Linked DNA regions of Homo sapiens: region 2 is linked to region 1. Evidence: read pairs that join two places in POLR2A ChIA-PET (ENCODE). Cell type or tissue: OCI-LY7. All regions are shown on one strand.

The links. Peaks named below come from ENCODE experiments on the same cell type or tissue, not always from the same donor. Only the 100,000 strongest peaks of a DNase experiment are listed, where the experiment ranks them.
Region 2: POLR2A ChIA-PET joins it to region 1 with 11 read pairs; 3 of 35 experiments call an interaction of 5 or more read pairs at or near these places.

What each region holds. Positions count from the first base shown.
Region 1 is chr20:31,828,553-31,831,052 of GRCh38, forward strand. It overlaps MYLK2 (myosin light chain kinase 2), which reads left to right. Exons shown (of 13, transcript NM_033118.4): 9 at 2,267-2,337; 10 at 2,461-2,500. Among named protein-coding and RNA genes, the nearest start is that of MYLK2, 10 kb to the left of the region's middle. In OCI-LY7, no CTCF peak of the experiment used is centred here; a DNase peak (open chromatin) is centred at 1,519.
Region 2 is chr20:32,065,922-32,068,421 of GRCh38, forward strand. The region is part of intron 1 of HCK (HCK proto-oncogene, Src family tyrosine kinase); the gene reads left to right. Among named protein-coding and RNA genes, the nearest start is that of HCK, 15 kb to the left of the region's middle. RefSeq lists a silencer at 1,745-1,794. In OCI-LY7, no CTCF peak of the experiment used is centred here; no DNase peak of the experiment used is centred here.

The DNA of each region.
Region 1 (2,500 bases):
ACATTCATAAAACAATTCCTAACTAAATAGGTCATTTTAAGCCATGAAAAGTGTTTGAGAAAATACACGAGAGTAATGCGGAATCGCACTGGGTGAAATTGAAGTCAGCACGGGTCTGAAGCAGGCAGGGAGATGCTGTTGCCGCCTCTAACACCTGTCCCAGTTTTGCTCTGTGCCCGACACTGTCTGAGTGAGGGTGCCATCTTCCCAACAGTCCCCTGGGTTAGGTGTGTTAATATCACTGCCACTGACAGAGGAGGACACAAACAGGGTGAGGAGGTGGGTTTCAGTGGGGCCAGAGTGGATGCAGGGAATTTAGAGGCTGATGGAGTAAGTAAGCCAGGAGAGAGATGCCAGGGGCTTGAGCCAGAGTGGCAGTGGGAGAGGGGAGGGAAAGGGGCCAGATGGAGGATACATTTTGGAAATAGAGCCAATCTGATGTGCTGAGGGTTTGCATGTGTGAGGGTTAGGAAAAGAAAGGATCAAGGGTGAGTCCTGAGTTACTGGACAGATGGTGGCCCCTTCACTGAGCTGGGGGCAGTTGGTGCCTGCATGATGACATTGGAAGACTGCCTTTCCCTAGTGAAGGCTAATTTCTTTGGGGCAGAATAGGGTCCCCCAATTAAAATGCAGTGCTCTGGGAAGAAGCTCAGTCGTGAGCCTCTGTATCCTAAAATGTGTTTTTTTCAGGATAATAATACGTTTTTTGTCAAAAAAAGTGTTTCACGGTCAAGTAGGTTGAGTGCACCCCAGCCCACAGGCCATGTCCTGGGTCTCTTGGCTGCAGGGCTTCTGAGGGCCTCCTGTGTGTAGATGGAGAATCTCTGAAAGGAAATTTGAGTCTGCTTCATTTCCCCAAATGCTTGTACCCTGGGACCCTTCTTTTCTTTCCTGTTTTGTGGGACACCAGGCCAAACTATTAAAATCATTAGTATCTGCTCTGAGTGAATCTATCAGTTTTAAGAGTGCCTTCAGAAAGCGTCTCCTTAGGGGACTTGAGTCAAATGCCCACAGAGCCCAGACAAATAACAAATACATGTTGAATGGGAGGGATCAGGGGGTGGTGGCGACCATGGGAGAGTTGGAGGACATTTGTCTCATCTCAGGCTGTTAGTGGCAACTTGTTCCAAGGCATATGGCCCATGTGGCCAGGGCTTCCGGTGTTTCAGGAGCTGCTGGAATTCAGGGTTTTTGTGCAGAATCTCCTGCCTTTGAACCATTGTTAACTTAAAAATGTTTATACCCTGCAACCTCAGATTAGTCCTGTGTCCTTGTGTGATAGGAAGAGGAAACAGAGGCCCAGAGTGGAGAGGAACTGGGCTTACAGTAACGTCATCCATGTGTTAACTTGGCTGAGCCCCTACTGGGTGCCTTTGTTAGACCCTGAGGGTGGGACCCAGGAGGCCAGGAGAAGACAATCCCTGGCCTGGAAGAGCCAACCCTGTAGTGTTATATTCACCCCAGAGTGCAGGATCAGTGGTGGTAGCGGAACATCACAAGGCCAGTGCTGGAGTCAGTCATGCGTTCATTTCCTGGCTCCGTCGCTTACTTGCTGGGCAACTGTGGCCGAGTCACTTCTGTGTCTGAGCCTCAGCTTTCTCAGCTGCCAAATGGGAATGGATGGTAATAGTATCTCAATGTCACAGTTTCATCTCAAGATAACAGTGTGTGCCTCCTAGATCTTTGGGAAGGACTGGGGAGCTAAAGTGAGAAAGTGAGTGGACTGGGCCTGATGTTTTGTAGCTCATCATCCTCACTAACTGGGGAGACAAGAGTAGCGCATCTTCCAGTGACCCTGGAGTAGTGTGAAGCCCCGTGTTCCCAAGAGGCTTCCTGTCAGGAACTGAGCTGGCATCTTCTTTCTCTGTTCTCTGGAGCTTCATGTATCTGGTGGTGGTCCTGCACTGGCCCCCCAGCCTGGGGGCGGGGATAGCAGGCTGTCATGCCTCCTCTCCACAGGCTTCTGTTTCCCCATCCTCAGAACTGCTAGAATGTCGTGTTCTTTCATGGCCTTAGATGGAGGGAAATCTCACCTGAACCCATCACGGCAGGTCCTGTGCTTCAAGGCCTCGCATAAGCCCCTCGTGGGGGACTTGCCTCAAGATCTCTCTGTGCCCAGAGCAGGCAGGGCTGGAGGGTCTCTGGCAGCTGCCCACTCTGGCAGCTTGGGCCTCTGCCTCAAGGAGCCTGGGGTTTGCACGGGCCTGGTGGGAGAGGGAGGGTGAGCTGGTCAGAGGCCCACCCAGGCCACCCCCTTTCTCCTCAGCCAGAGAACATCCTGTGTGTCAACACCACCGGGCATTTGGTGAAGATCATTGACTTTGGCCTGGCACGGAGGTACCACCTGGGTGGGTGGGGAGGGCAAGACAAGCCTCTGAGTTGGCAGGGGACAGGGGTGGGGTGGAGGGGGCATGGGTATAGGCCAGGAGCTGTGCTCTCAGCCCTTGGTCTCACCCCCAGGTATAACCCCAACGAGAAGCTGAAGGTGAACTTTGGGACC
Region 2 (2,500 bases), 240 kb after region 1:
GGCTAGAATGTTCACATGAATCGCCTGGGAACCTTGTTAAAATGCACATTCTGATTTGGGAAGTGGGGACTGAGATTCTGCATTTCTTACAGCTCCCCTGTGAGGTTGAGGCTGCTGGTTCTCACGCTAGCCACACTCTGAGCACCATATTGCATTTCTAAACTCACTCAAACCACTTTGTCACAAGGCACTCTGCAGAGAGGCCCTGGGCTACATAAACCTCTTTCTTCCACCATTCTCTCCCCACCTTCACCCCATCCCCTGTTCCCAAACTCACCCGAATAATATCAGCACCATCTGTTTGGGAACCACTCACCAACATACTATAGATTCTGCTGACAAATCACAGTTGAAGAAATTGTCCATTGTGCCCTCCAGTGACTTTTTTTTTTTTTTTTTTTTTTTTTTTTGACAGAGTCTTGCTCTGTTTCCCAGGCTGGAGTGCAGTGGCACGATCTTGGCTCACTGCAACCTCTGCTTCCCGGGTTCAAGCGATTCTCCTACCTCAGCCTCCCAAGTAGCTGGGATTACAGGTGTGCGCCGCCACACCTGGCTAATTTTTTCTGTTTTCGGTAGAGTCAGGGTTTCATCATATTGGCCAGGCTTGTCTCGAACTCCTGACCTCAAGTGATCCACCCACATCAGCCTCCTAAAGTGCTAGGATTACAGGCATGAGCCACTGCACCCAGCCCCAGTGACCTTTTTATGAGGAGCCACAGAACAAATTCTCTTTTGAATTTATACTCAAAAAATATTTGTTTCTGTCAACAGACAATTTGTTGTGCTTCCTGGGATCTTATGGTGATGTTGTACAAGTTTCCATTTTTATCTTGGCTACTAGGAAGCTCAGAGATAAATCTAGTACTCAATGGTAGTAGCAGTCCCACCCTGGGCTTCTGGTTCAATAATCTTTCCCTTCTATATGGTGTAGAGTAACCCTTTTTGAGTCTTGCAGTGCTCTGTGTATGGTTTAATATTATAAGCTCCTTCAAATCCTTTTTGGAAGTCGGTTCTTCTTTGGAGTATTCTTGACTTTCCCCCAATCTTTATCTATTCAGATCCTCCCTGTTCTTCAAAACCCAACTCATTATCTTGCTGCTCAATTATTATTGTAAACAGGTTGCTTTTTATACGAACTTACTAACATACACGTAGGCACATAAATTCATTTTAGAAGAGTGGTTTGATGTACATGTTTGCAGTTTGCATTTTTCACCCAATAAGTATTTTAGCAATCTTTGCATGGCCCCTCCTATGTTTACCACTCCCTAGTAGCTTATTTTTCTTTCATTCTTAAAACTGTGGTAAAATATGCATAACAAATTTTCCATCCTAATCATTTGCAAGTGTACACTTCAGTGGTATTCAATCCATTCAGCATGTTGTGCAACCCTCACCACCATCCATCTCCATAACTCATTTCATCTGAAACTCTACACCCATTGAACACCACTAACTCCTCACTTCCCCTTCCCCCAGCCCCTGGCAACCACCATTCTACTTTTTGTATCTCCTAATAGCTTCTTAGTATGTGGCTTCGGAATGTAATTGTGTGTCCAGTCTCCCCTTCTCAACTCGGTCATAGAGCAGGAATGTCCTGATGCTTTTACTTTTTTTTTTTTTTTTTTTTTGCCCCGTCTTATGGTGCTCAGACACTTTTACTTCCTACTACATAAAGTATGGCACGCCAGGCATGCAGCCATTCACTCACTGTGCATGACACTCCTACTGTGTGCCAGGAGACACTGGGCTAAGCACTGAGGAACGCAGGTGTGAGCACCAGCCTTTCCTGTGCTGCAGTGATGGGAGCATTCTGTCTCTGCATGTTTGCATATGGTGGCTCTGAGCCACAGACGGCTGTTGAGCACAGATGGAGTCATAGCTGAGATGTGCTCTAACAGTAAAATCCACACTGAGATGTGAAGGCTTAGTACAAAAAAAAATGTAAAGTATCTCATTCATAATTTTTATATTTATTATATGTTAATAATTTTGATATATTGGGTAAAATAAATACATCTTAAAATTAATTCACTTGTTTCTTTTTACTTTAAGAAACCTGGATGTAAAAATTTTTTTAAAAATGAAAAATAGGCCAGGCGCAGTGGCTCACACCTGAAATCCCAGTACTTTGGGAGGCCAAGGAGGACGGATCACCTGAGGTTGGGAGTTCAAGACCAGCCTGACCAACGTGGTGAAACCCTGTCTCTACTAAAAAATACAAAAATTAGCCAGGCGTAGTGGCACATGCCTGTAATCCCAGCTACTCAGGAGGCTGAGACAGGAGAATCACTTGAACCCTGGAGGCAGAGGTTGCGGTGAGTGGAGATGGCACCACCGTACTCCAGCCTGGGCAACAAGAGCAAAACTCCATCTCAAAAAAATAAATAAGTAAATGAAAATTAAAAAAAAATAAAAACTAAAAATAAATTTAAAAGGAAAATAAAAATAAAGTAAAATGAAAATAATTTTTTTTTAAAAAAGGAAAAAATAAAATAAA